5 separate regions of the Homo sapiens genome follow, and all the other regions are linked to region 5. A link is a contact called in ENCODE Hi-C or POLR2A ChIA-PET data. All regions are on one chromosome and are shown on one strand. Each heading gives the region's core, a stretch centred on a gene start or an enhancer-like site at or near the end of the contact. The rest is flanking DNA. Distances are from core to core; before and after follow the strand shown.

Region 1 (5,585 bases), core at 985-3,484, 730 kb before region 5:
GTTAAACAGATGCTTGAAGGCAGCATGCTCGTTAAGAGTCATCACCAATCCCTAATCTCAAGTACCCAGGGACACAAACACTGCGGAAGGCCGCAGGGTCCTCTGCCTAGGAAAATCAGAGACCTTTGTTCACTTGTTTGTCTGCTGACCTTCCCTCCACTATTGTCCTGTGACCCTGCCAAATCCCCCTCTGCGAGAAACACCCAAGAATGATCAATAAAAAAAATAAATAATTAAAAAAAAAAAAAGATCTTCAAGGTCAAGAGGAATCGAACATGAATAACAGACTGTTCTCATGGCTTCACTCCCTTCTGGCAGCATCCAGCTTCTCAAGGGCAGTGAAACACCCAGGAAGGCACTGGCTTGGGAAAACCATTCCTTCCTGAGAAGAAACAAAGAAGAAATACGATCACGCGTACTTTTGGGTAGATACTCAGTACTGCTATGAAAGGTCCTTTTTTCCGGAGTTATTTAAAAAAAAAACAAACAGATGCCTTTTAAGGGTTATTATGTTTCAAAATGTCAACTTGTTAGAGCTAAGGATCCTCCCTGTGTTCCAGAAAAACACGCTTCTCCCAAGAGAGGTGGCCTTGGCTTAATTCCATTCAGCAGTGAGGTTAATTTGGACAATTTGATGGATGAGTAGTTACTAAGCACCCACCGTACCCCGTGAGTCCAGGTTTGTGGGCAATGCTAGGATGAATCAGCCATGGCGCCTGTCCGTGAGAGGCTCTCCTCTAGCTGAAGAGAGAGTGACTTTAGTTCTGTGATGGCACAGACCTAGTACCATAGTGTCTGGATGACTCAGCTCCCGATGACGCTCGGCTTGAAGGGTCTGTTGAGGGAGGACCTCCAGATCACTTTGCATCTGGGAAATGGGTTAGTTACCCTATTTCCTCCCAGTGGGAAGAGGAGGGGCTGCACTCTGCCAGGTACCCTGGGCTTCATGTGGGAGCAACTGCTATCTCTTCCCCTGCTGACGACACAAAGGGCTGTGCTTCGCTTTGGACATGTCGCGCGCTCGTGTGTAACCAGCTGGCTGAGACCCACCATCGGGCCTGGAGGAAGAAAAGCGCAGGGTGCTGCAGGGGAGCAGTTGGCGTCTTTTCTCCACTCCACAGGCCAGGGTCGGAGGGCTCATGGTGGGTGATAGTGCAACCTGCCTCGGCATCTGAGGGATCGCACATGGGGCTCAGAGGCAATGCTCACTTCTCCTGGTTGTTGTTTTTTGTTTGTTTTGACACCCTTGCCTCATTTAAAACTTTTCAGGTGGGGCACGCTGGCTCATACCTGTAACCCCAGCACTTTGGGAGGACAAGGCTGGCAGATTGCTTGAGCTCAGGAGTTCGAGACCAGCCTGGGCAACATGGCAAAACCATATCCTACAAAAATACAAAAATTAGCTGTGGCACACTCCTGTGGTCCCAGCTACTCCCGGGAGGCGGAGGCTGCAGTAAGCCAAGATCACACCACTGTACTCCAGCCTGGGCGACAGGGAAACCCTGTCTCAGAACAACAACAACAAAACTTTTCAGCTCAGGCAGTTTTCTTTTCAACCCCTGCATTTTTTGTTTGTTTGTTTGTTTTTTGCGGAGGAAGGCAAGTATTGTTCCTGTACAAAACAGGCTGCCGGGTGCCGTATGGGAGCGCCGCCTCCAGGTGAGCCATCCTGGGTTCCAGTCCAGCCTCTATTCACTTCAGGTGGGTGTTTTACCTCTAAACCTCAGCATTGCCATCTGCACATAGAACCAGCCTTTCTGGTTTCCAGCTGAAAATAGGTTATGACTAGAAAAGTAAAGAATGTTGAATTGGGCCGGGCGCGGTGGCTCACGCCTGTAATCCCAGCACTTTGGGAGGCCAAGGCGGGCAGATCACCTTAGGTCAGAAGATCCAGACCATCCTAGCTAACACGGTGAAACCCCGTCTCTACTAAAAATACAAAAAATTAGCCGGGCCTGGTGGCGGGCGCCTGTGATCCCAGTTACTCAGGAGGCTGAGGCAGGAGAATGACGTGAACACGGGAGGTGGAGCTTGCAGTGAGCCGAGATCGCACCACCGCACTCCAGCCTGGGAGACAGAGCGAGACTCCGTCTCAAAAAAAAACAAAAAAAAATAGTGTAGAATTGCCTTTTGGAAGTACCCTCCCTTCCTTTTTACACAGACAGCCGGGGCTTGGTGAGGAAAGCTTGCCCAGGAACCCAAGGGAGCGAGAACAACAGACAAGCCAGGCAGCCCCGGCTACGATGGCTCTTACCGGGCACCTGAGCCTTCTTTAGACAGGGTCTCTATTTGCAGAGAATGAGCGGCCAATTACGAATGAATGTGCTTGCCTCTGCATGCATAGCCCCTCACAGTTTACACACACATTAGTCACTCTGCAGGCTGCACAGGCTTCTGTCGCTCCCAGATGTTCATCGCTCCTGGAAACGATTCGGTCTTTCCCAGCCCAGCGCCAGGCAGCTCCTCAGATCCCAAGGCACTTGGCTTCCCCTGGAGCACAGCGTTCTCTCCACGGGGATGGCTGGGCAGGAGAAAGGACTCTGAAGATGGGCCTGTCCCTGCCTCCAGCCCAGCTCTGCTTCCCCTCAGCAACCTTGGGCCTCCGTTGGGGCTGGGTGGGCTCAGCCTCCTCCTCTGCCTTAGAGCAGTGCCTTCCCACGTGGGGCGAGGTCCCCCCGGAGTTGTCATCTGTGATCAGGGCATTTTAAGCAGAAGCTGGAGCTCTCCCTTTGGTGGACTCTTGTCCGATGCTGGAGAAGGGCGACCTCTAGTGTTGGTTCATAGAAGCGGCATAGCGGCTTCTTCCTGCCTCTGAGCCCTGCTGGGACCTGTCTGCAGAGGAGAGGGTCCCGCAGCTAAACTGGCTGTGCCAGGAGAAAGGTGGGGAGGTCAGTACTGTCCTCGGCATGGGGAAAAGCATAGCAGGATGTGAGCAGGCAAACGCTGGGGTGGCATGCTCTGTGAGGGAGCCGACTGCATGGTGACTGACTTTCAGGGTCTCATCATCTTCATCAGCACCACCCCATTTTTTTGAGATGGACAATCACATTTGTTCCAGTCTTCAGTAAAGTGCCTTACAATTCCGGATTAAAGTCCCCCTGACCTTCCCTTCTAAACAGATTTGCCCAACCTAAGCCCCTCCTATAAAGAATTGAACAGCTGGTCGGGCGCGGTGGCTCAGGCCTGTAATCCCAGCACTTTGGGAGGCCAAGGCGGTGGATCATGAGGTCAGGCGTTCAAGACCAGCCTGGCCAACATGGTGAAATCCCATCTGTACTAAATATACAAAGATTAACTGGGTGTGGTAGCTCGCTCCTGTAGTCCCAGCTGCTCAGGAGGCTGAGGCACGAGAATCGCTTGAACCTGGGAGGCGGAGGCTGCAGTAAGCCGAGATCGTGCTATTGCACTCCAGCCTGGGAGAGAGAGTGAGGCTCTGAGCTGCGACTGGCCACAAGACACGATGTCCACAGTACTGAGGAGGCACAGGCTTTGGGAAATAAAGTGGGATAGGGCTGCATGATGGGAGAGGGCTCACCCATTCCCTTCCCACACCCACAAATACGTTCAGAACCTTTGTTGTTGTTTCCTGTGGCTTATCATCTATCTCTACTCTGTGTTATTCTGCTGAGTTTGATGAGACCCAGAACTGCTGCACCAACCAGGTCTAATCGACCGCTATTTGTATATAATTTTTGGCAAACCTGTTTCCAACTACAGGTAGGGTGCCTACCCATCTCGGTTTGCCTGGGACAGTCCTGGCTTATATCTATCACCTGGCACATTTATGAATAGTTTTCTCCCTCTGAAAAGACTCCCATTTCGATGATAAATTACACAATCCCCCTATTCACAGATAGTCTCCCTAAGAAAACTTAGGCATTAGGATTTAGAAGATATGGGAGATAATGCCAGGACTTTGAGATTTAAATGGTTATTATAATCTTGGCATAATTAGCTCCAAGCTTCCTGGCAGTTAAACAAAAGAAAAACATGAAGTGTTAGAAAGTTGATTCTGCCTTATAAAATGACGCATATTACATCTTCTGGAGGGACATATTTATCAGGCACTAACTTTCAGGAGGATTTTTTCATGTAAACTGTTATATAAGGAACACTAAGTAACATAAGGGACTAGGTCCTCCGTGGGGTTTTTGCAGAAGCTTTTATGTGGCCATCTTCTTTATCTTGATGCTCAAAAATGACTGTGCTTTTCCAATTCTCTTTCTCTGTGAAAAGTGGGGAGGCAATAAAAATGATTTCACAGGGATTAACTGAGCTCTTATGGCTCAAAGGCCAAATAAACGATAAACATCAAAACATTATCATTTTCATGCATACCATCTTGTCCAAACCTCTTCCTTTAGTGATAAGAAAGCCAAGGTTCAGAGAGGGAGGAGTGACATGGTTAATCAGTGGCAAAACTGACTGGCCTTAAGAGTCCTGTTTCATTCCGAATGCTAACACAACTTCAAATTGCTGTCACCAAGACACTGTTGAAATTCCGTCAGGCCACCAGTGTGGGGTGGGAAGAGGATACAGAAAAAAAATCCAGAAGCCTGAGTTTTGAACCATAGTGGGCATGGTGGCCCAGATGCAGAGGCTAGAAATTGTTTCCAGTCATCGTCATTAAAAAAAAGTTATTAACGCCAGGCATGGTGCCTCACGCCTGTAATCCCAGCACTTTGGGAGGCCGAGGCAGGCGGATCACCTGAGGTCAGGAGTTTGAGACCAGCGTGGCCAACATGGTGAAACCCCGTCTCTACTACAATTACAAAAAATTAGCTGGGTGTGGTGGCGGGCACCTGTAATCCCAGCTACTTGGGAGGCTGAGGCAGGAGAATCGCTTGAACCCGGGAGGCAGAAGTTGCAGTGAGCGAAGATTGTGCCACTGCACTCCAGCCTAGGCAACAAGAGTGCAACTCCTTCCCAAAAAATAAATAAATAAATAAAATAAATGTTATTAACATGTTTTAGCAAAATAAAATCTTGTGGTGTTTGCTTGGTTGAAAGAATAAGGTATATATATATTTGCAAGTTAAAAAAAGGCAAAGAAAAAAAGGAAAGAAAGAAAAGAAAAGAAGAGGCTGTTCCCAGTCTGGTTTCACGCAGCCTGAGGGCCTCGTTCCAGCAGTGGATTTTCCAGCATTATCGCACGACCTTCTTTTCTGCTTCTTCTCTCCTGGCCAGTGCGTCTCAAAGTGTGGTTCCCAGACCAGCAGCATCACCAGCACCCAGAAACTTTTTAGATATGCAAATTCTCAGGTCCCACTGCAGACCCACTGAATCAGAAACTGGGAGTGATTTTGTTGCACATGGAGGTTTGAGAACCCCTGTTCCAGGCTGTTCTTAGGGTCCTGCTTGGCTTCAGAGAGAAGAGAAGCAAACTCCTGGCACTTCTCCCTGTTGCGGCCCATCCCCTCACGCCAGCCCCTGCCCCTGCCCCTGCCCCTGCCAGGCTGTCCTTTCTAAACTCCTATTACCACTGCTTTTTTACCTGTGGCCATTTGCACCTGGACTTCATTAAAAAGTGAAGTAGCATGACTTTTGTTTAATGGTTTGCCTAGCCAATACCACTTCTGGATAAT
Region 2 (5,568 bases), core at 465-2,964, 870 kb before region 5:
CAAGACTGCGTCTCCAAAAGAGAAGAAAGTCACAGAAGGAAGAGAAATCCCAATGAGTAATATTGCCCCTTTCTTAAAGAAGTATAATCGTTTAGTAGGAAAATGAGAAAGTTTGAAAGAGAGTATTTTTTTAACCTAAATGAAATCATAAATGGCTTCAAGAGGCTCTTTCATTTCATTTTTAATTGCCAAAACACTTTTGTCAAGTTTGAAAATACCTAAAAGCCATATATTATTTTAATATAGAGTCATTAGTTTTTCACGGAGTTATTCTTGATCGCTCTTTCTCCCTCACTTGCCACAGTCAGTCCTTTATAGAGTAGTGCTGATTCTGTTGCCTTCACATTGCTGTAATCTGAGCCTCCTTGTTCTCTTCAACCGCTGCTGTAGTTTAAGCCTGGGTTTGCAAACTAGCAACTCAAGGGCCACCTTCAGCCTACAGACAAGCTGTGTTTGGCCTGTGCAAAGTTGAAAGTTTAAAAAATTTGTTGCCAACGTTTAAAAATTTGGAAGTAGTGCTTAAAAATGCAGATCCTAGCTTCTTTTAAAAAATCAAAATATCATAGCTAGGTGTGGTGGCTCGCACCTGTAGTCCCAGCTATTCAGGAGGCTGAGGAAGGAGGACTGCTTGAGCCCAGGAGTTCCAGGCTGCAGGGAGCTATGATTGCGCCACTGCACCCCAGCCTGGGCGACAGAGAGAGACCCCGTCTTTGAAAAAGAAAAAAGAGAAACCAGAGTATCTGGCAACCCTAGGCCCACGTTTCTTTCAACTGGTTCGCTTCACTTCTTAGCATTACTTGGTTATCCCCCATAAGGATGACCAGTCTCCTATCTAGCCTTCCACCGTTACCTCAATATAGTATTATATCTGCCCCATCTCCTGTCCACATTGTCAAAAGTGGCTTTCTCATCAGATTCGATCAAATCACTTCTTGATTTGCATATGCTTGATTTGCTGATTGTTTTCAGGATAAAATCCAAACTCCTTAAAATGGCATTTCATGATCTGGTTTCCCCACACCAGAATGCCCACACCATGCTGCTGCTCACTCCTTCCCAGCTCTGGCTACCCAGCACCTGCAGTTCCCAAGCCAGCACTTCCTTCCTTGTATCTGCCGTGTTGCTCTCTCCACCTTCTCTTCTTTCTCCTGGCTAACCCGTACTCAGCCTTGAAAACTCTGCGTTGACATCCATCTTCCGAGAGCCCCCAGAAGCCTTTCTCTCCTGCTCTTTTATGATCCCAAAGCAACCTGTGCTCTTGTTTGTGAGCGCTTCATTTAAATGCTCGAGGTCTCCAAACACCACCAGCGGACATTAAGCCAGGGCGGGCTGAGTGGGGTTAATCGTACCGGGATTAGATTAGCGTTATTGCCTAGTCTACATCTCGGACTGAGTTCGGTCCCCAGCGTGTAATGTCACGGGGGTGAATAAGGATACGCCCCGGCACGGATTCCTGAGACCAAGGTCCCCCGCCGCTTGCAAGCCGGCCCAGCCAACCACCGGGTGCGTAGTAATCCACGAGCGCGGCCTGGGATTGGAGGGCGCGGCCTGCGGGAGCGGCCTGGGATTGGAGGGCGCGGCTTGCGGGAGCGGCCTGCCGTTGGAGGGGCGCGGTCTGCGAGCGCGGCCTGGGATTGGAGGACGCGTCCTGCGGGAGCGGCCTAGCCTCGGAGTGCTCGCCGGGGGCTGTAGTCCCCGGAGCCGGAAGTGGGGGTGGCCGGGATAGAAGCCGCAGCCCAGGCGGCGGTCCCTCCCGCTGTCGCCGCCCGGGTGTAGCGCATCACCCGGAGCCCACCGGCCGCAGGTGCCTCCTCCGGCCCCAGGGGGCCCCGGGAGCCCTGAAGGGCGAAGCGGCAGGGACGCCTCTCTTGGGCGAAGAGGCGGCCTCACCGCCCCGGATGCGGCCGGAGGGCGCGGGAATGGAGCTCGGAGGCGGCGAGGAGCGCCTGCCTGAGGAGAGCAGGTGGGCTGGGAGCCGCCGCGGAGTCGGGGCAGCGACAGGCGCCGGAGCCCCGGGAGGCTTGGGAGGGCGCGGGGTCACGGAGAGAAGGGCCGGGCGCGACGAGTCTTGAGGACGACGGCTGCGGAGGACTTGTTTGGGAAGCATTTCGCAGAGGAAGGACGGGCGGGGCGGGGATGGGACGAAGGAACCGGCTTAGGGTGAGGAGGGTGGGTGGGATTTGCGGAGGGCAAGGGCAGCAGAGGAGGGTGAAGCTCAGATCCAAGACTGCTGGAGAGGAGGTGGCAGCTGAGAGACTGGGCGAAGAGGCCAGAGGGGTGCAGTGAGGTTTTACAGGCCAGAGTCTATAGACAGGGGCAGGGCACCACCCGGACTGAAACTTGCCGTGACAGCAAGTGGGGCCAACGCGAAGAGGATGTGAGAATTCCTGGGAGCAGAGGTGAAGCGTTATGAGTGGCCTCGGAAGAAGCTTAGGCAGAGATGAGCATGGGGATGAAGGCGAGGAGAGCCTGGGGAGAAAGTGAGCGAGTGTCATGGCAGTGCGGTGGGGCGGGGACTGCTAATGAGACCAGAAACTCTGCACTTTGTCATTGCCGAATCCCTGTCAGAGAGTGGCAGGACCTCTGTGCCATTTCCTTTTCGTCTTCAAACCTGTCCCTTTTTCCTCACAATGCAAACTAAGCAAGTTCACATTTATTTATATGGAACCATGTCAGAAAGCTCATATCTTCTAGAAATTGGGGGATTTAAAATATAAAAACTACTTTGGACCGGGTGCGGTGCCTCACACCTGTAATTCCAGCACCTTGGGGGAGGCTGAGGCGGGTCGCTTGAGTCCAGGAGTTTGAGACCAGCCTGGGTAACCTAGGGAGATCCCCGTCTCTACAAAAATACAAAAATTAGCTCGGCGTGGTGGTGCTCACCTGTGGTGCCAGCTACTCGGGAGGCTGAGGCGAGAGGATCACTTGAGTCCAATAAGTCGAGGCTGCATTGAGCCGAGATCGCACCACTACACTCCAGCCTGGGTGACAGAGGAAGACCCTGTCTTCAAAAAACAAAAAGCCAAAGAAACCCCGAACTACTTTGACTAAATGATGAATCGGAGTCTGTAGAGATGCCTTCCATATTTAGGGTTTGCTTCATTAATAACTCTGGTCTTAATCTTTTTTAAAGAGGCTGGAATGCTGACAGGCGAGAGCAGGAATGTGGCTTAAGGGAGTCATACTTGACATTTATTATTTTATTTTTATTTTATTTTTTGAGACACAGCCTCACCCTGTCCCCCAGGCTGAGCGCAGTGCCGTGAACACGGCTCACTGCAGCCTCCAACTCTTGGGCTCAAGCGATTATACTAGCTCAGCTTCCCAAGTAGCTGGGGATATAGGTGCCAGCTACCACATCTGGCTACTTTAAAAAACTTTTTTGTAGAGACAGGGTCTCACCATATTGCCCAGGCTGGTCTCTAACTCCTGGGCTCAAGCAATTCTCCCCCGCCACGTCGGCCTCCCAAAGTGCTGGAATTAACAGGTGTGAGCCACCAGGCCTGACCTCACTTGACATTTAGAAACAGTTTCAGATATAATGATGGTCTCAGGAGCAGCTGGGATCCAAAAACTAGAAGCAGAATATTTACCTCTGAGAAAATATCAACAAGGGAAGATTTATGAGATGTTCCTGGGTGAAGACTTGCTATTTTTAAGGGTGACTCTACTTTTATGTGCAAAGTGGCCTGTTGAACAAAACCTGGACTGACAGGACTTTGGGGCTCCTGCCTGAGATCTGAGAATGATTTGTGCTAAGTGAAACTGAACATCTTACTTCCCTTTTCCATGTTTCAGTTTCTGCTTTGCCTATTTGACTATTTATTCTTCCTGCAGATGTCTGTGACGTGCTTCGTGTGAAAGGTCCCATGTAAATTCTAAACACGTTTTAGGATTGTTTTGATTTCCCTCTACCACTTCATGTGAGGGAGGCTGGGTTAGTTATTTTTTTAATGTATGTAACAAATGCTATTTACCACATGCCAGGAATTGTTTTAAGGTATTAAGATATGAATACTGCGTTAACTTCTTTAATCCCTATAACTATTGTATGTGGTCGGTACTACTGTTATTGCTGTGTCACAGATGAGAAAGCTGAGAAATGGACAGGGTAAGTAACTTGCCAAGGTTGTACAGCGAATCCCTGGCAGAACTGGATTCAAACCCAGGCAGTTCGGCACCAGAGTCTGCGCTTTTTTTTTTTTTTCTTTTTTTAGACAGGGTCTCACTATGTTGCCTAGGCTGGTCTCAAACTCCTGGGCTCAAGATATTCTCCAGCCTCGGCCTCTCAAAAGTGCTGAGGTTACAGGCATGAGCGACCATGCCGGCCCAAGAGACTGCACTTTTTTTTTTTTTTTTTTGAGATAGAGTCTTGCTCTGTCGCCAAGGCTGGAGTGCAGTGGCACCGTCTTGCTTCACTACAACCTCTGCCTCCCAGGTTCAAACAATTCTCCTGCCTCAGCCTCCCAAGTAGCTGGGATTACAGGTGCCCGCCACCACGCCCAGCTAATTTTTTGTATTTTTAGTAGAGACGGGGTTTCGCCATGTTGGCCAGGCTGGTCTCAAACTCCTGACCTCAGAGGATCTACCAGCCTCCGCCTCCCAAAGTGCTGGGATTACAAGCGTGAACCACCGTGCCCGGCCCGAGTCTGTACTTTTAATACTCACCCTATGCTGCCTCTCACTATGCTAATAGTAACAACGGAAGTATAAGATAGTGAATAAATTTCACAGCATTCTGTGCCTGTCATTCAGGCCAGTAGGATAGCTCCTTTGCAGAATCTTTTCCCGTCTTTTATTCTTTTTATGATTGCCTCTTAACCAAAAAACTTTAATCAAAACTTAATTTTAGTAGTGGGGTTATCCTCACAAAGTCACTCCCGTCATTGTTATAGGCATACTGTGTTGGCGGCTGATTAATTCAGAATGCGTTGTTTAATGAGGCTTCATGGTACTGATGGCCTCCTTAGCTCCAGATACACAACTGGTAAATACACATTCCTTGTGCCTATTAATTGAGGCTTTGTGACTGGGTTACTGCAAACATAACCTTTCTATGGCCAATGAAATACCCAGTTCAGAAACAGTCTTCTTGATGAGATAGCATCATTTTTATTTATTTATTTATATATTTTAAAGATAGGGTCTCACTGTGTCACTCAGGCTGGAGTACAATAGTGCAATCGTAGCTCACTGCAGCCTCAAACTCCTGGGCTCAGGTGATCTTCCCACCTCAGCCTCCTCAGTAGCTAGGACTACAGGTGTGTGCCACCACTCCCAGCTAATTTTTAATTTTTTCAGATTTTTTGTAGTGACAGAGTCTCACCATGTTGCCTAGGCCAGTCTCAAACTCCTGGCCTCAAGGGATCTTGCTGCCTTGGCCTCCCAGAGCACTGGGATTACAAGCATGAGCCACTGTGCCCAGCCGGTAGTGTCATTTTAAAAATGAAGGATGAAACTTTTCAGTGTATTTTCCTTAAGTAGTTGATATAATGAAACGTGAATAAGCTTTAAAGTCAGACCTGCATTTGAATCCTAGTTCACGGATTAATTTGGCTTAACTTGATC
Region 3 (4,902 bases), core at 1,247-3,746, 550 kb after region 5:
TGCACCTGTAATCCCAGCTACTCGGGAGGCTGAGGCAGGAGAATTGCTTGAACCCGAGAGGCGGAGGTTGCAGTGAGCCGAGATCATGCCACTGCACTCCAGGCTGGGGGTCAGAGCGAGATTCTGTCTCGGGAAAACAAAAAACAAAAAAAACCCTCCCGGAAACACAGCACCCCAGGCTCTGTTGGAAGGGAATGTGGGGCCCAGGTGCTGCTCTATCCCCTCCTCAGTCCCCTGGATCCCAGCTTGATTCCTCCACTATTCTGCCTCAGTGAGGAGTTGCTGAAGCACTGGGGGCTTCCAGAACACAGGGGTGCCTCCCTCTCCCAGGCTCAGAGGCACGGTTCTGTCATCCGACAGTCCAACCAGCAGAGCTCGTAGGAGGCAGGTCCCTTCAAACACCACCTCACCCTTTCCTCTCCAGGGCTGCTGGCCTAGCAGGCCTGCCAGGGTGGGGAAGGTGGACACAGAGGCCTGTGGGAGACACAAGGAGGCACAGCCTCTTGAGCAGGCAGGAAGTCTCCAAGTCCAGAGAGCACATCCTATTCCTGCATACAACATCCAGGAAGCTTGCCTGGGCTTGTCTCACATTTCCCTCTTGGCTGGTTAGTTTCAGGGTCATGGCTAGGATATGCCTGATATGGAGAAGCTTCTCTTGCTGGGGAAAGGTACTGACACCTCCACACAACTCACGCAGAATTTTTTTTTTTTTTTTTTTTTTTGATACAGAGTCTCATGCTGGAGTGCAGTGGTGTGATCTCGGCTCACTGCAAGCTCCGACTCCCTGGTTCAAGCAATTCTCCTGCCTCAGCCTCCCAAGTAGCTGGGATTACAGGCACATGCCACCACACCCAGCTAATTTTTGTATTTTTAGTAGAGACCGGGTTTCACAATGTTAGCCAGGATGGTCTTGATCTCCTAACCTCATGATCCGCCCGCCTCGGCCTCCCAAAGTGCTGGGATCACAGGTGCGAGTCACCGTGCCTGGCCAACTAATGAAAAGTTTAAAGAATTTATATCTAGTTTTGGATGTTAGGCATGCACACACAAGTGCATGCACACTCATACACATCATCTCCACAAGCCCCATCCTGGCTCAGCCCTATTCTGATGGGTCAGCAGGACCCCAAGGAGAGAAGGGTGGGTCCTTGGCACTAAGACAGTTCACAGTGGTTAGCTGACTCCTTCTTGCCTCCATTCTTTCAGGAACTGCATATAGTACAGAACATGACAGCGATTCGAAAAACAATATCCCAGCTGGCTGTGATGGCTCATGCCTGTAGTCCCAGCACTTCGGAAGGCTGAGGTGGGATAATCACTTGAGCCCAAGAGTTCAATAGTAGCCTGGGCAGCATAGCCAGATCCTATCTCTACAAAAATTAAAAAGATTAGCCACGCGCGGTGGCATTCGCCTGTAGTTCCAGGTACTCCAGAGGCTGAGGTGGGAGGACTGCTTGAGTCCAAGAGGTCGAGGCTGAAGTGAGCGGTGAGTGTGCCACTGCACTCCAGCCTGAGAAACAGAGCAAGACCCTGTCTCAAGTGGGAAAAAAAAAAAAAGGAATCCCTGCCCTTTCAGCCTCTCCTGTAAACAGGGATTACAGGCACGAGCTACCTCATCGGGCCTTAGTTTTTGAAGCTAGCAGAGGCCAAGATACAACAGCCTTCTAAAACAGGACCAGGGACTGGTGCTTATAAGCAGGGAATGCGGCAGAGTACGATGGCTCACGCCTGTCATCCCAGCACTTCGGGAGACCGAGGTGGGCGATCACCTGAGGTCAGGAGTTGGAGACCAGCCTGGCCAATATGGTGAAACCCCGTCTCTAATAAAAATACAAAAAAAATTAGCCGGTCGTGGTGGGGCGCGCCTGTAATCCCTGCTGCTTGGGAGGCTGAGGCAGAATTGCTTGAACCTGGGAGGTGGAGGTTGCAGTGAGCCGAGATCGCGCCTCTGCACTCCAGCCTGAGTGACAGAGCGAGACTTCGTTTAAAAAAATAAAAATAAATATATATTTTTAAAAGCGGGGAATGCAGCCTAAGTCTCTTTCCTTCCTTCCTTTTTTTTTTTTTTTCTTTTTTTGAGACGCAGTCTCGCTCTGTCGCCAGGCTGGAGTGCAGTGGCGCGATCTCGGCTCACTGCAACCTCGGCCTCCTGGGTTCAATAGATTATTCTGCCTCAGCCTCCAGAGCAGCTGGGGTTACAGGCACGCGCCACCACGCCCGGCTAATTTTTGTATTTTCAGTAGAGATGGGGTTTCACCATGTCGGCCAGGATGGTCTTGAACTCTTCCTGACTCAGGTGATCCGCCCGCCTCGGCCTCCCAAAGTGCTGGGATTGCAGGCCTGAGCCCCCGCACCCGGCCGCCGCAATTACTTCTGCACCAGCCTAATACCTCAAGTCCAGGAGCCTCAGGCCCCGCGTCTATTTCCTCCGACTGCGGCGCGGCTGATACTGCCTGAGGCGGGTGGAAGCTGTCGCGCGTCCGGACGCGACCAGTTCCCGCCCAGCAGCCGGTGCGCAGGCGCGGGCAGGGAGGGCGGCTGTGCGGGGCGCTCGCGGGCTTCAGCGAGGCGGGAGGGCGGCCCTGTTGCCCTGGAGACGCTTTCCCTGCTGCCGGCCGCGACCGCAACCCGCTAGGCCTTCATCGCGAGCTACGCCCGGACCGAGAAGCCCCGGCATGGCCACGTCCATCGGAGTGTCCTTCTCGGTGGGCGACGGGGTGCCTGAGGCTGAGAAGAACGCAGGGGAGCCCGAGAACACCTATATTCTGCGGCCTGTTTTCCAGCAGAGGCGGGTAGAGGACGGGCTGTGGCGGGGCGACCTCGAGCGCGCTGGTCTGAGGGGCGGAGCTCGCCTGGGACCTGGGCCACGGAAGGAGCGCGGGGGACGCGCGGGGTCCGCGGGGCGGGAGGCGGGAGGCCGCGAGGCGGGCGGGCGGCCCTGCTGTGACGTCCGGGCGCCCCTCCCGCTGCAGGGGCCGCAGGGGACCCCACCCGCTTCCTCAGTGTTTGGGCGCCGGGCGCGTCTTAGGGTGGCGCGGCGGGAATGGTTGGCCCTGGGAAACCCGCGATGGCGTCCTGAGTAAGGAGATGGGTAGAATAGAGGCAGGAAGCCACTCGCGTCGGATGCCGTTCAGCCGTGATTCGAGGGTGACTGTGCACACGGGTGCCAGGATGGGCTCACTCCCGGCGCGGGAGCTGCATCTGTGCGAAGTCCTACCCGGGTGGGATCTGGAGGCCCTTAGACCACCGCAGCGAGCCCTCGCTAGGATTAAGGCTCACGGGCCAGAGCAGAGGGTACTCAGCTAGGTTTGTGAGATCACTAACTTTACACACACACACACACACACACACACACACTGAAAAAAATATCAGGCTCACGGGCCAGAGCAGAGGGTACTCAGCTAGGTTTGTGAGATCACTAACTTTACACACACACACACACACACACACACACACACTGAAAAAAATATCAGGCTCACGGGCCAGAGCAGAGGGTACTCAGCTAGGTTTGTAAGATCACTAACTTTACACACACACACACACACAACACACACACACACTGAAAAAAAATGTCAGGCTCACGGGCCAGAGCAGAGGGTACTCAGCTAGGTTTGTAAGATCACTAACTTTACACACACACACACAACACACACACACACACACACACACACACTGAAAAAAAATGTCAGGCTCACGGGCCAGAGCAGAGGGTACTCAGGTTTGTAAGATCACTAACTTTACACACACACACACACACACACACACCACACACACACCACACAACACACACACACACACACACACACTGAAAAAAATGTCAGGCTCACGGGCCAGAGCAGAGGGTACTCAGCTAGGTTTGTGAGATCACTAACTTTACACACACACACACACACCACACAACACACACACACACCACACAACACACACACACACACACTGAAAAAAATGTCAGGCTCACGGGCCAGAGCAGAGGGTACTCAGCTAGGTTTGTAAGATCACTAACTTTACACACACACACACACCCCATATTTGCTTGGCAAATATGGAAAACAGGAATTTTGATTATAATGTGATACAAATTTCTTTGTTTATTTTTATTCTCTTGGTAACTCACAGAAAAAGTGATACAAATTTCATACAGGATTTTTCCCTTGGGTAGAATGAACACAGAGAAAGATACCCTCAGTTATCTTGGTAAAAGGTTCTGAATGCCCAGAATGCCATTCAGCCGTATTTTTTTATTTTATTTTATTTTATTTTATTTTGTGAAAGCGTGCAGAACAAAATTAACAACAAGTATATATTTTGTTTTGGGGGAGAGGGGAGTATGAGAAGCTCATTATTGGATGTATTGAGTTGCCTAATAAACATTCATATGGAGCATGAGTTGGAATGTGTTGAAGTTCAGTGCAGGTCCAGGTTGAAGATACACATGTGGCCTATGATTTGTCTTAATTTGTTTATATTTTATAATAAAAAATATGAAAAAGAAGGATTAAGTGGTACTAATGACAAAAAGATGGGAGAAGTTGCGGTATGAAGGTAAGCTGGGGTTGTGGAGTCACCGACTGGATGTTCACAAATTGTTCCATTCAGGTTCAGGCCCTCTGTGGTTAAAGACTGTATCCATGCTGTGCTCAAGGAGGAACTGGCAAATGCTGAATATTCTCCAGAAGAAATGCCTCAGCTTACAAAACATTTATCAGAAAACATTAAAGATAAATTAAAAGGTAATCATGGTGATAACTGGAAATGACTCATTCTCTTCACAGAGTCAGTATTACCCATTTGCCCCCTCTCCATCTTTAAACAAAGGACATTGGGGCCAGGTGTGGTGGCTCACGCCTACAATCCCAACACTTTAGCATGCCAAGGCAGGAAGATTGCTTGAGCTCTGGAGTT
Region 4 (5,675 bases), core at 1,193-3,692, 840 kb before region 5:
CATTTGCAGTGTTTTAAATACATTTTGGTTCTGGATAAAGTTGTCAAGTGAGTCACTGGGGTTTAGTATCCTCCTATTTAAAAAAAAAATCAGACCTCACAAATACAGGCATAATTGTGTGTTCTCGCTCATGTCATCCCCTGTCAGGGCCTCGTATAACTACCTGGAACTCTAAGCTCATCTTGCTTTTTTATCAGAATTTATTCTCAGCCAGTAATCACATTGGAAAAGAGCTAATCAACTAATTGGTATTAAAGTGTGTATACTTGGCTGCGCGTGGTGGTTCATGCCTATAATTCTAGCACTTCGGGAAGTTGAGGCAGGAAGATCACTAGAAATTTGAGGCCAGGAATACAAGACCAGCCTGGGCAACACAGCAAGATCCCTATCTCTGTAAAAAATTTAAAAACTTAGCCAGCCATGGTGGTGCATGCCTGTAGACTCAGCTACTCCGGAGGCTGAGCTGGGAAGATTGCTTAAGCCTGGGAGGTTGAGGCTCCAGTGAGCTATGATTGTGCCACTGCAGCCTAGAGGGAGACCCTGTCTCAACAAAAAAAGCAAACCCAAAACAGCAAAAAGCACCATCCTAGGACTGAGGAGGCAACATTGTATCATAGACTGACAAAAGTCTTTGGAGTCAGTTAGAACCTAGATCAGAATCTAGACTCATTGCTCACATCCATGGGAAATAAAGTGACGTAGCAGTTAAAATTACGGACTTTTGAATCAGACTGCTCACATTTTAATCTCAGCTTCACCATTAACTGAGTGGTGCTGGGCAAATTATATAACTCTTTTGTCTTTGTATTCTCTTTTTTTTTTGATACAGAGTCTCGCTCTGTCGCCCAGGCTGGAGTGCAGTGGCGTGATCTCAGCTCACTGCAAGCTCTGCCTCCCGGGTTTACGCCATTCTCCTGCCTCAGCCTCCCGAGTAGCTGGGACTACAGCGCCCGCCACCACGCCCGGCTAATTTTTTTTTGTATTTTTAGTAGAGACAGGGTTTCACCGTGTTAGCCAGGATGGTCTTGAACTCCTGAGCTCATGATTCGCCCACCTCAGCCTCCCAAAGTGCTGGGATTACAGGCATGAGCCACCGTGCCTGGCCTGGAATTTTTTTTAATGCAGTTCTGCCGTATGCCCTTCTCTCTTCTTACTCTGTGTATTTTCCTGAAGCAGTTTCATCTGCTCACATTGCACGATCACTCACCCATTGATGACCCCCACCTCAGGGTTCAGCAGGTTCACCTCTCTGCTGAACTCTAAATCCAGAAGATTAGCTGTCTCCTGTACCTTACTGTCTGGCTGTCTTTCAGGCCCGAGCACAACATTACCAAAACTAAACTTATGTTCTCTCATGAGATTGCCCTTCTTCCTATTTGTGGCATTGACCTGCTCAGTCTCCCAAGTCAGAAACTTGGGAATCCTGCCAGTGTGTTTTACAGAAACTCAGTGCAAGTTTCCCAGGCTGCTGACCAAAATAGCTACCAGATGAGTGGCACTGCCACTCAATGGGTCAGGTACTTGTGTCCTAATAGCAAATGGGTTCTTCTCTTGGCCCTGTTACTAATATTAAACTGTCATCTAGAGTAATCACTTAACCATATTACAAGACAGTTTCACTATCTGTGCCTGAAAGAGAAATGGAAGTCAAATCAATGAGAATCTCAAATGAAAGCTGCTTGATAAATGCAAAACACTATTCACATATCTTGTTATAGTTATTAAGAGTGATAATATCTGGCTAGGCACAGTGGCTCATGCCTGTAATCCCAGCGCTTTGGGAGACTGAGGCGGGCAGATCACCTGAGGTCAGAAGTTTACGACCAGCCTGACCAACATGGTGAAACCCCATCTCTACTGAAAATACAAAATTAGCCGGGCGTGGTGGTGCATGCCTGTAATCCCAGCTACTCGGGAGGCTGAGGCAGGAGAATCGCTTGAACCTGGGAGGTGGAGGTTGCAGTGAGCTGAGATTGCACCATTGCACTCCAGCCTGGGTGACAAGAGCGAAACTCCATCTCAGAAAAAAAAAAAAAGTGATAATATCTGTGAAAGTATCTGGTCATCAGAATGAAAAATATCAAAGCATATGATCATCTGCAAAATAGCAGTAGTATTTTTAATTTTTTTATTTGTTTTTATTTTATCTTTTCTCTCTCCTTTTTTACATGCCTCCTATCCTGAGAACCCCAGTAGTGTTAGTAATCAGAAGCAGAGCTAATCAGGCAGATTTGTCATATGGACACACACACATTTAGCAACTGCAGGCTCTAGTGGGAAGAATCAAAAGATCCGTGCCGGTTTCCTTGCTGCTCTGTTCTGCCTGGTAAAGATCTGAGAATTAAAGTCTGCGTCAAGAACTTGTTTTTCGCTTTCATTTCCTCCCTCTGAAAGATGAGGGCTTTCAAAGGTTTCAGGCTGCTGCGTCATCACCGAGCTATTCTGGGTGTTGTGCCCTCGTCAGGAGGAGGGGCTGATACAGTGATTCATGCTGCTCATGTCCCCTCTGGGCTCTCAGGAGGATGCGTTATGGAATGTGAATTGTATTTTTAAAAATTCACTCAGGGCCTTAGGAAAGCTGTAACATCATGATCGTATTCTTAGAGGGATCTCATTTTTCTTGACAGCTGCATCTGGGCTACCTTTTTAGTCCTTCCAGAAGGCAAGGCATATTTGATAGCCTCTTTTCTGTTGCTTAGAAATGTGGAGACATTTAGCCCCTGAGATTGCTCAGCTGAATAGGAGAAGTGAAAGGATTCCTCCTTTTGCCACAATCAAGAAGAAACTAGTTCTTGGCAGCATAGATGGTCCAATTAAAAAAAAATCAATAATGAAAAAAAGACCTCTGTGGTTTTTTTCTGAATATGTAATGTAGGTAATATATTTTCTTTGTTGAAAATTCAGAAAATACCTAAAAGACTTTAGAAGAAAGTAAATATCACCCATAATCCCAACACCAAGCGATAGTCACCACTCTAACATTGAGGTATATTTTCTGCTTTTTTCTATGTATTTATGTGTTTTAAAAAAAACATTAAGGTTGTACTATATATATCACTCTATAACTTGAAAAATATTTAATTTTTGAACACTGTATTTTACGTAGCTAGATAATCAAAAAAGTATAAAACTATACAGTGAAAAGTCTTGCTCCCTTCTGATCACATAAAAAACTACCATTTACTAGTTTCCTTACAGAGAATTTTTTTTTTTAATTAAAAATTTTTTTTAAAGACAGGGTCTCACTATGTTGCCCAGGCTGGTCTCAAGCTCCTGGCCTCAGGCAGCCTCCCAGCTTGGCTCCCAAGGTGCTGGGATTACAGGCATGAGCCACCATGCCCAGCCCTTCCAGAGAATTTTTATGCTTATAAAAGCAATTACCAATGATTTTCTTTGCTATACCTGCAAGTTTTTAAATATAAATAATAGCATACTGTAGTAACTATTCTGTATCTTGCCTTTTTCACTTAATATGTTTTGTAATTCATCCGAAATCATTACATAGAGAGCTTCTTCATTCTTTCTTACAGCTGTCATTTTATAATATTCCATTGTACGTATGTACCATCACTTATTTAGCCAGTCCCCTGGTGAATGGATATTTAGATTGTTTCCAATCATTTGCTATTAGTAACAGTGCTTGTGTATAAATAATTTTGCCCTTTACCGTAGGATAAATTCCTAGAATTCTTAAAGGGCATGTGCATTTGATATTTTGATAGCTATTGCTAAATTACTCTCCAGGAAGTTATGTATATAAATATCCTCACCAGAGGCCAGGCGTGGTGGCTCACGCCTGTAATCCCAGTACTTTGGGAGGCCAAGGCAGGTGGATCACGAGGTCAGGAGTTTGAGACCAGCCTGGCCAATATGGTGAAACCCTGTCTCTACTAACAATACAAAAATTAGCTGGGCTTAGTGGCATGTGCCTGTAGTCCCAGCTGCTTGGGAGGCTGAGGCAGGAGAATCACTTGAACCCAGGAGGCAGGAGGCAGAGTTTGCAGTGAGCCAAGATCACACAACTGCATTCCAGCCTGGGCGACAGAGCAAGACTCCATCTCAAAAAAAAAAAAGTAAAAGATTACACTTCTCTTAGCATGAAAAGATATTATAAGTGTCATTGAATTTTTTTCCCTGTGAACTTTTTCCTATTTTATTCCTATTTTCAGTAGATTTAGTCTTTTCCTACTGATTTATAGATATTCTTTATTTATTGAGGAAATTAGTCCTTTGTAATGGGAGTTGCAAATATTTTTTCCTAGTTTGTCTGTTGACATTTCTTTCTTTTTTTTTTTTTTTGAGATGGAGTTTCACTCGTTACCCAGGCTGGAGTGCAATGGCACAATCCCAGCTCACCGCAGCCTCTGACTCTGGGGTTCAAGCGATTCTCCTGCCTCAGCCTCCCAAATAGCTGGGATTACAGGCATGTGCCACCATGCCCAGCTAATTTTGTATTTTTAGTAGAGATGGGGTTTCACCATGTTGGTCAGGCTGGTCTTGAACTCCTGACCTCAGGTGATCCACCCGCCTCAGCCTCCCAAAGTGCTGGGATTATAGGCATGAGCCACCGCGCCCGGCCGTCTTTTGACATTTCTTATGGTGGCTTTTACTGTGCCAAAATATCTGACTTTTAGTAAGTCAAATTAATCAGTTCTTTTATGACTTCTCTTAGGGCTTTGTGTGGTGCTTAGAAAGGGCTTTTCTACTGTGTGATTTTTTTTTTTTTTTGAGACAGAGTCTCACTCTGTTGCCCAGGCTGGAGTGCAGTGGCACGATCTCAGCTCACTGCAACCTCCGCCTCCTGGGTTCAAGCAATTCTCCCGTCTCAGCTTCTCGAGGAGCTGGGATTACAGGTGCATGCCACCACGCCTGGCTAATTTTTGTATTTTTAGTAGAGACAGGGTTTCACATATTGGCCAGGCTGGCCTCGAACTCCTGACTTCAAGTGATCCGCCTGCCTCTGCCTCCCAAAATGCTGGGATTAAACGGGTGTGCGCCACCACACCCAGCCTACTCTGCAGTTATTAAGAGTGTTTTCCCATGGTTTTGTCTATTACTTTTATGGCTTAGTTTTTTACATTCAAATTGTTCCATCTGTAATTTATTTGGAATGTATTTAATTTCCTATGCATTTGTATCAACTTCTCAATTTCTATTCTGGTGTGTTGTTCTCTGTTTATTTGCCATCACCACTCAGTTTTAATATAGTAGCTTTTCAGGCCGGGCGCGGTGGCTCACCCCTGTAATCCCAGCACTTTGGGAGGCCGAGGCAGGCGGATCACCTGAGGTGGGGAGTTTGAGACCAGCCTGACCAACATGGAGAAACCCCGTCTCTACTAAAAATACAAAACTAGCCGGGCATGGTGGCGCAAGCCTGTAATCCCAGCTACTCAGGAGGCTGAGGCAGGAGAATTGCTTGAATCTGGTAGGTGGAGGTTGCGGTGAGCCGAGATCGCGCCATTGCACTCCAGCTTGGGCAACAGAGAGAAACTCCGTCTCAAAGAAAAAAAAAACCCATAGTAGCTTTTCATTATGGTAGCGGGTAGTTCCTCATTCTTACAGCATCTGTTGGTGGTGGTGGTGGTGATGGTGGTGGTTTTTCCCTCAACATGCAAACATTTGTTCTTTTATTTACTCTGTGAACTCCACACCATTTTTCGATAAGAACAGGAAAA
Region 5 (5,359 bases), core at 1,746-4,245:
ACAGGCATGAGCCACCGCACCAAGCCAACATGACTTTTTAAATCACTGACTTTAGGATATCCTTTGTCATCTGGTTGTAGAAAATCAACATGCTGCTGACCGGATACAGTGGCTCACACCTGTAATCCCCGCGCTTTGGGAGGCTGAGACGGAGAGATCACTTGAGGTCAGGAGTTCAAGACCAGCCTGGCCAACATGGTGAAACCCCATCTCTACTAAAAATACAAAAATTAGCCGGGCGTGGTGGTGGGCGCTTGTAATCCCAGCTACTTGGGAGGCTGAGACAGGACAATCACTTGAACCCGGGAGGCGGAAGTTGCAGTGAGCAGAGATCAAGCTGTTGCCCTCCAGCCTGCACAAGAGTGAAACTCTGTCTCAAAAGAAAAAAAAAGAAAATCAACATGCTATAAACATGATCATTTTAGAGAAAAAATAATTTAGTATATTTGGAGAATCTGTGATGTAGGGTCCATTTCCGGCTCTACTAATAATAGAGTAGGAATTGCTAAAGCAATAAGAAGGCTACCAAAGAATAATTGGAGAATGAATATATTTCCCTAAAAGAGAAAGTTCAACGCAGCCTGATGGCCTATTTACCTTAATTTTGAAAATATTACCCACGCCCAAAAAAAGTCACAAGGGTTTCACCATAATAGGTAAGAAAAATACATGTAAAGCACTGTGACCACCTTACCAGTTGACCCTTTCTGAGCGTCTACCAAATTCTTTAAATCAGTGACAGAGTACAATCTAACCAAGAAAAGAAAAAGGAACTAAAAATTCGCAAAGACATGCTTAATATCGCAAATGCCAAGGTGATCTACTTCAATCAGATGTTTGGCAACTAGAGAAGCACAGAACCCCGTTCTCAAACTGAGCTCCATAGGAAGCTGGCTAATAACACAAAGTAAATGGCCATGCATGCCAGGATGAAGGAGGCAGAAAGGCAGGCCTGTGTATAGAGCACTGGGTTTATGACAAGCTAGAATAAAAGCAAAATATTGTTAAATTTCAATTTTTCTATGATTTTTGAAGGATTCACATAATGGCCTACCAAAAAAAAAAAAAAAGGCTGATTTAGAAAGTAATATAGCCCAGGCGCAGTGACTCACTCCTGTAATCCCAGCACCTTTTTTTTTTTTTTTTTTTTTTTTTGAGACGGAGTTTTGCTCTTGTTGCCCAGGCTGGAGTGTAATGGCACTATCTCAGCTCACCACAACCTCGCCTCCCGGGTTCAAGCTAGTCTCCTGCCTCAGCCTTCCGAGTAGCTGGGATTACAGGCATGCGCCACCACGCCTGGCTAATTTTGTATTTTTAGTAGAGATGGGGTTTCACCATGTTGGTTAGGCTGATCTCGAACTCCCGACCTCAGGTGATCTGCCCGCCTCGGCCTCCCAAAGTGCTGGGATTACAGGCGTCAACCACCGCGCCCGGCTGATCCCAGCACTTTTGAGAGGCGGAAGCAGGTAGATCACTTGAGGTCAGGAGGTCGAGACCAGCCTGGCCAACATGGTGAAACCCCATGTCTACTAAAAATACAAAAATTAGCCGGGCGCGATGGCGGGCACCTGTAATCCCAGCTACTCTGGAGGCTGAGGCAGGAGAATCGCTTGAACCTGGGAGGAGGAGGTTGCAGTGAGCTGAAAAGATCGCGCCACTGCACTCCAGGCTGGGTGTCAGAGTGAGACCCTGTCCCCCCTCCAAAAAAAAATTGTGAGCCCAGGTGTAAATGAAGCCCCCCTCCCCAGCACCCTCCTCTACATACCAAGCTTTTCTCCTAGAAAAGATGCACTGGGAAAAAGCTATCTTGAGTAAAGATCAAAACTGATATAAGCCATCCCTCATATACCAATAATATGCCATCAATAAGCGTGAGACATGTGGATGGCTAGGAGAGAGTCTGGTTTCTTCCTGATGCTGCCCACCCAAAACAGAGACTGCAGTTAGGCTCTGACCACACGAGCGCCTGGCATCTCTAGGCAACCTTTTCCATACCAAGCTTAGTTATTCCGGGCAAAATGCAAAAAAAAAACATAAGTAGGAACCTATCATGAAGTGTCCTGGATATTCTTAAATTAAATTTAACCAGATTCTCAAAACATTTCATAACTAACGTCTGCTTTCTTCATTTAATTCTCCAAACATTATAATTTACATTGGTAGAAGAAAGTCCCACTTTACCTGCGGTGAAAAAGGTCGAAATGTCTATCTAGCATGAGATGAAAAACACTACCAGAGAGCAGGGTAGGATTTCACCTCGGCTATTCTCGCTCTAAGTCCAAAACTCCCACATCCTCTCCGCATCCCTCCACCCCGACAGAGTGGCCACAGGGCGTAGAGCGGAGGCTGATACCGCTCAGAGCAGACCGAAGGGAAAAGACGTCTCCCACCGCGCTCATGCCCAACCGGGCTCTCTGGAAAAGGGTCCCGGGGAGCGCGAGGAAAGAAACGAAGGCCGGAAGGAGGCAGAGCGGTCTAAGCAAATAAAAACCCCGGACTTCCACGGCGGCCGGAGCTGGAGGCCTGTGACAGCGGCTCCTCCTCTCAGAGCTTTCCCGGCTTCAGGAGGAGCTGGGGGGCGCCAGCTTCCCGGTGCCTGCGACGCACAGCCCGGCTGGAGCGAGAGCGCAGGGCAGCGGCCCCTCGGGACGAGCTCGCTCGCCTCCCCCGGAAAGGGAGGCTGTGGCCGAGACGGACGGCGGCCTCCAGCTCGGGCGGGGGAGGGCGGCTCGAGGCCTCCGGACCGGGCGCTGAGGTGGCGCACCGGCGCGGGAATGGCCCCAGCCAGCCCCGCCAGGCGATCGCTGAGTCCGTCACTCGTCTGCCCGCGTCCCCGCTTACCTGCTACCCTCGTTCCTGGCAGCTGCCCCGCCGCCGGCCCCGTCGCGGCAGCAGCCTGGACCGCGGACCCCGCCTTCGTCAGCTCCAAGGGAAGCCCCGCCAGCGACGAGGCGTCCGGCCTGTTCGCCGCGGCCACAGCCGCCGAGCTTCCTCTGAAGCGGCTGCCGCGACGCCGGCGCTGGCCTATCGCGTCACCTCCTCCGCGCCCTTCCGCCTGCGAGGCTGGGCCTGGCACCGCCCGCTTCCGGCGCTCCCGCCCCGCCTCCCGACCCGGGGCCGCCCCGCCCCCGCCCGTCACCGCGTCCTTAGCCCCGGCCTCCCTCAGAACGCGCTGGGATGGGAACCGCGTTCAGGAGCTGCTAAGCGCGTTTGAGACTTCAGCCCCTTCTCCAGCTTTTAACCTAAAAGGGCTAAATCAGACCGCAGCTAGTGTACACCCCTACCCTCCGCTGATCCCGTCACCCCTGCGCCGAAAGCAAAAGACCCATTCCAGCTCTGGACGTTGTGAGGCCTGGCCCAGGCGTCCGCTCTCTGGTTTTCCTATTGATCTTACCCCTGGTATTGTGATTGGCCTCTTTATCTATGTCTTACCCGCCCCAACTGTGAATGCTTTCCAAAATTATAAGCCGATGTCCTGACAGGCAAAAACATAATAATAGCAGATTTATGGCGGAAGATGAGTTCAGTTTTGAACATACTCGATCTGGAAGAATAAAGTGGAGGTGACTGCAATGGAAAACCAACAGTGCGTTGCTGAGAGCCTGTGTAGGCAGTAAGGATATGCATTGATGGTGGAGAAGATAAAAACAATACCGAAGCCAACTGCAGGATGGTTTGCTTTTAATTATCATCATGTGTCAGAAAATTCTAAACAATGTTAATGAAAAAGTACTCCTTTCCAAACAAAAGCTTTGTTTAGTCTTAGTTCTAAGCAATGGCTGCAATTACTGTTGATTTTTTTTTCTTTTTTCTTTTCTTTTTTTTTTTTTTCCAAACAGGGTCTTGCTGTCTCGCCCAAGCCGGAGTGCCGTGGCACACCCTAGGCTCGCTGTAACCTCTGCCTCCTGGGCTCAAGCGATCCTCCCACCTCATCTTCCAGGGTACCTGCGACCACAGGCTCCTGCACCACGCCCGGCTAATTTTTTATTACTATTACTATCATTATTTTTGTAGCGATGACATCTCCCTATGTTGCCCAGGCTGGTCTTGAACCCCTGAGCTCAAGTGATCCTCCCACCTGGGCCTCCCACAGTGCTCGAATTACAGGCGTGAACCACCACACCAGGCCCTCTCACTTCTTTTTAACAGTTTCTCTTTGTCAGTGATTTTTTTTTTTTTTTTAGAGGAGTGTCGCTCTGTCGCCCAGGCTGCAGTGCAGTGGCGCCATCTCGGCTCACTGCAAGCTCTGCCTCCCGGGTTCACGCCATTCTCCTGCCTCAGCCTCCTGAGTAGCTGGGACTACAGGCGTCCACCACCACGCTTGGCTAATTTTTTTTGTATTTCTTTAGTAGAGACCGGGTTTCACCAAGTTAGCCAGGATAATCTCGATCTCCTGACCTCGTGATCTGCCCGCCTCAGCCCCCCAAAGTGCTGGGATTACAGGCGTGAGCCACCGCACCCAGCCTGTTAGTGATTTTTAGCCATTTATTTTGTGCCCTATCTTTGTTTTCTTTGTATTTATCTGTCTTGGATATCATTGAGTTTCTCTGATTTGTGGGTAGATGTCTTGCATCAGTTTTGAGAAATTCTCAATCATTATCTCTTCAGATATGGTTTTTGCTGCATTCTCTATGCCTGTTCTCCGAGACACCAATTACATATGTAAGATTATTATTATTATTATTGAGACAGAGTTTCACTCTTTTTGCTCAAGCTGGAGTGCAGTGGCGCAATCTCGTCTCACTGCAACCTCTGCCTCTGCCTCCCGGGTTCAAGCGATAATCCTGCCTCAGCAGTATTATCTACTGAGGTAGATAATACTATTATAATAGTATTATTATCGAGTAGCCAGAATTACAAGCGCCCACCACCACGCCCGGCTAATTTTTGTATTTTTAGTAGAGATAGGGTTTCACCATGTTGGTCAGGCCGGTCTTCAACTCCTGACCTCCGGTGATCCACCTGCCTCAGCCTCCCAAAGTGCTGGGATTACAGGCATGAGCCACGGCACCCAGCCCATATGTAAGATTATTTGATCTTGTTCACCGTGTCTTTTACACTTTGTGATGTCAATTTTTTTTTCAATTATTCAGTTTGAAGGTTTTCTGTTTTTCAGGTTATTGAGTCTATCTTCTATAATCTCCAATCTGCTGTTAAATCTATACATTGAGTTCTTAATTTTAAATATTAGATTTTCAGGTTTTGTTTTTTTTTGTTGTTGTTGTTTGTTTTTTTTTTTTGAGGCCAAGCTTCGCCCTTGTTGCCCAGGCTGGAGTACAATGGCGCAATCTCGGCTCACTGCAACCTCTGCCTCCCAGGTTCAAGTGATTCTGCCTCAGCCTCCCAAGTAGCTGGTATT

What was found. Hi-C counts contacts between places; a loop is a spot of excess contacts on that map. ChIA-PET counts read pairs that join two places held with the same protein, here RNA polymerase II (POLR2A). Pooled maps may share reads with other maps.
Region 1: POLR2A ChIA-PET joins it to region 5 with 12 read pairs in Panc1. The contact joins the enhancer-like site here to the promoter of SENP5 in region 5. POLR2A ChIA-PET finds 5 or more read pairs at or near these places in 3 of 52 experiments (AG04450, HEK293 and Panc1).
Region 2: a pooled map shows a loop between it and region 5 (6-fold over the local background). The contact joins the promoter of RUBCN here to the promoter of SENP5 in region 5. A Hi-C loop is called at or near these places in 8 of 50 pooled maps. POLR2A ChIA-PET finds 5 or more read pairs at or near these places in 2 of 52 experiments (activated CD8-positive, alpha-beta memory T cell and activated T-cell).
Region 3: a pooled map shows a loop between it and region 5 (15-fold over the local background). The contact joins the promoter of TM4SF19-AS1 here to the promoter of SENP5 in region 5. A Hi-C loop is called at or near these places in 8 of 50 pooled maps. POLR2A ChIA-PET finds 5 or more read pairs at or near these places in 2 of 52 experiments (CD4-positive, alpha-beta T cell and WTC11).
Region 4: a loop to region 5 is called in a pooled map, with 14 times the contacts of the local background. The contact joins the enhancer-like site here to the promoter of SENP5 in region 5. A Hi-C loop is called at or near these places in 6 of 50 pooled maps. POLR2A ChIA-PET finds 5 or more read pairs at or near these places in 2 of 52 experiments (T-cell and activated T-cell).

Annotation. Positions count from the first base shown.
Region 1 is chr3:197,596,388-197,601,972 of GRCh38, reverse strand. No RefSeq gene overlaps it. Among named protein-coding and RNA genes, the nearest start is that of BDH1, 43 kb to the right of the region's middle. Within about 2 kb of position 2,234, at least 5 of the 41 ENCODE cell types and tissues checked have a DNase peak (open chromatin) inside an H3K27ac peak, as active enhancers do.
Region 2 is chr3:197,733,050-197,738,617 of GRCh38, reverse strand. RUBCN (rubicon autophagy regulator) reads left to right here and starts at 1,714. Exons shown (of 20, transcript NM_014687.4): 1 at 1,714-1,963. The coding sequence starts at 1,899. RefSeq lists a silencer at 1,451-2,000 and enhancers at 1,589-2,436, 3,367-3,416.
Region 3 is chr3:196,315,926-196,320,827 of GRCh38, reverse strand. TM4SF19-AS1 (TM4SF19 antisense RNA 1) reads right to left here and starts at 2,496. Exons shown (of 2, transcript NR_046724.1): 1 at 2,391-2,496. It overlaps DYNLT2B (dynein light chain Tctex-type 2B), which reads left to right and starts at 2,588. Exons shown (of 5, transcript NM_152773.5): 1 at 2,588-2,788; 2 at 4,597-4,730. The coding sequence starts at 2,676. It overlaps TM4SF19-DYNLT2B (TM4SF19-DYNLT2B readthrough (NMD candidate)), which reads left to right. Exons shown (of 6, transcript NR_037950.1): 6 at 4,597-4,743. It overlaps LOC107986031 (a long non-coding RNA gene), which reads left to right and starts at 3,237. Exons shown (of 2, transcript XR_001740547.2): 1 at 3,237-3,854; 2 at 3,986-4,386. RefSeq lists an enhancer at 2,659-2,758 and a silencer at 2,819-3,068.
Region 4 is chr3:197,709,223-197,714,897 of GRCh38, reverse strand. All of the region lies in intron 2 of RUBCN (rubicon autophagy regulator), which reads left to right. Among named protein-coding and RNA genes, the nearest start is that of RUBCN, 25 kb to the left of the region's middle. RefSeq lists enhancers at 2,188-2,557, 2,266-2,560, 2,281-2,901, 5,438-5,547. Within about 2 kb of position 2,442, at least 39 of the 41 ENCODE cell types and tissues checked have a DNase peak (open chromatin) inside an H3K27ac peak, as active enhancers do.
Region 5 is chr3:196,865,556-196,870,914 of GRCh38, reverse strand. It overlaps SENP5 (SUMO specific peptidase 5), which reads right to left and starts at 2,995. Exons shown (of 10, transcript NM_152699.5): 1 at 2,842-2,995. RefSeq lists an enhancer at 1,486-1,987 and a silencer at 2,639-3,218.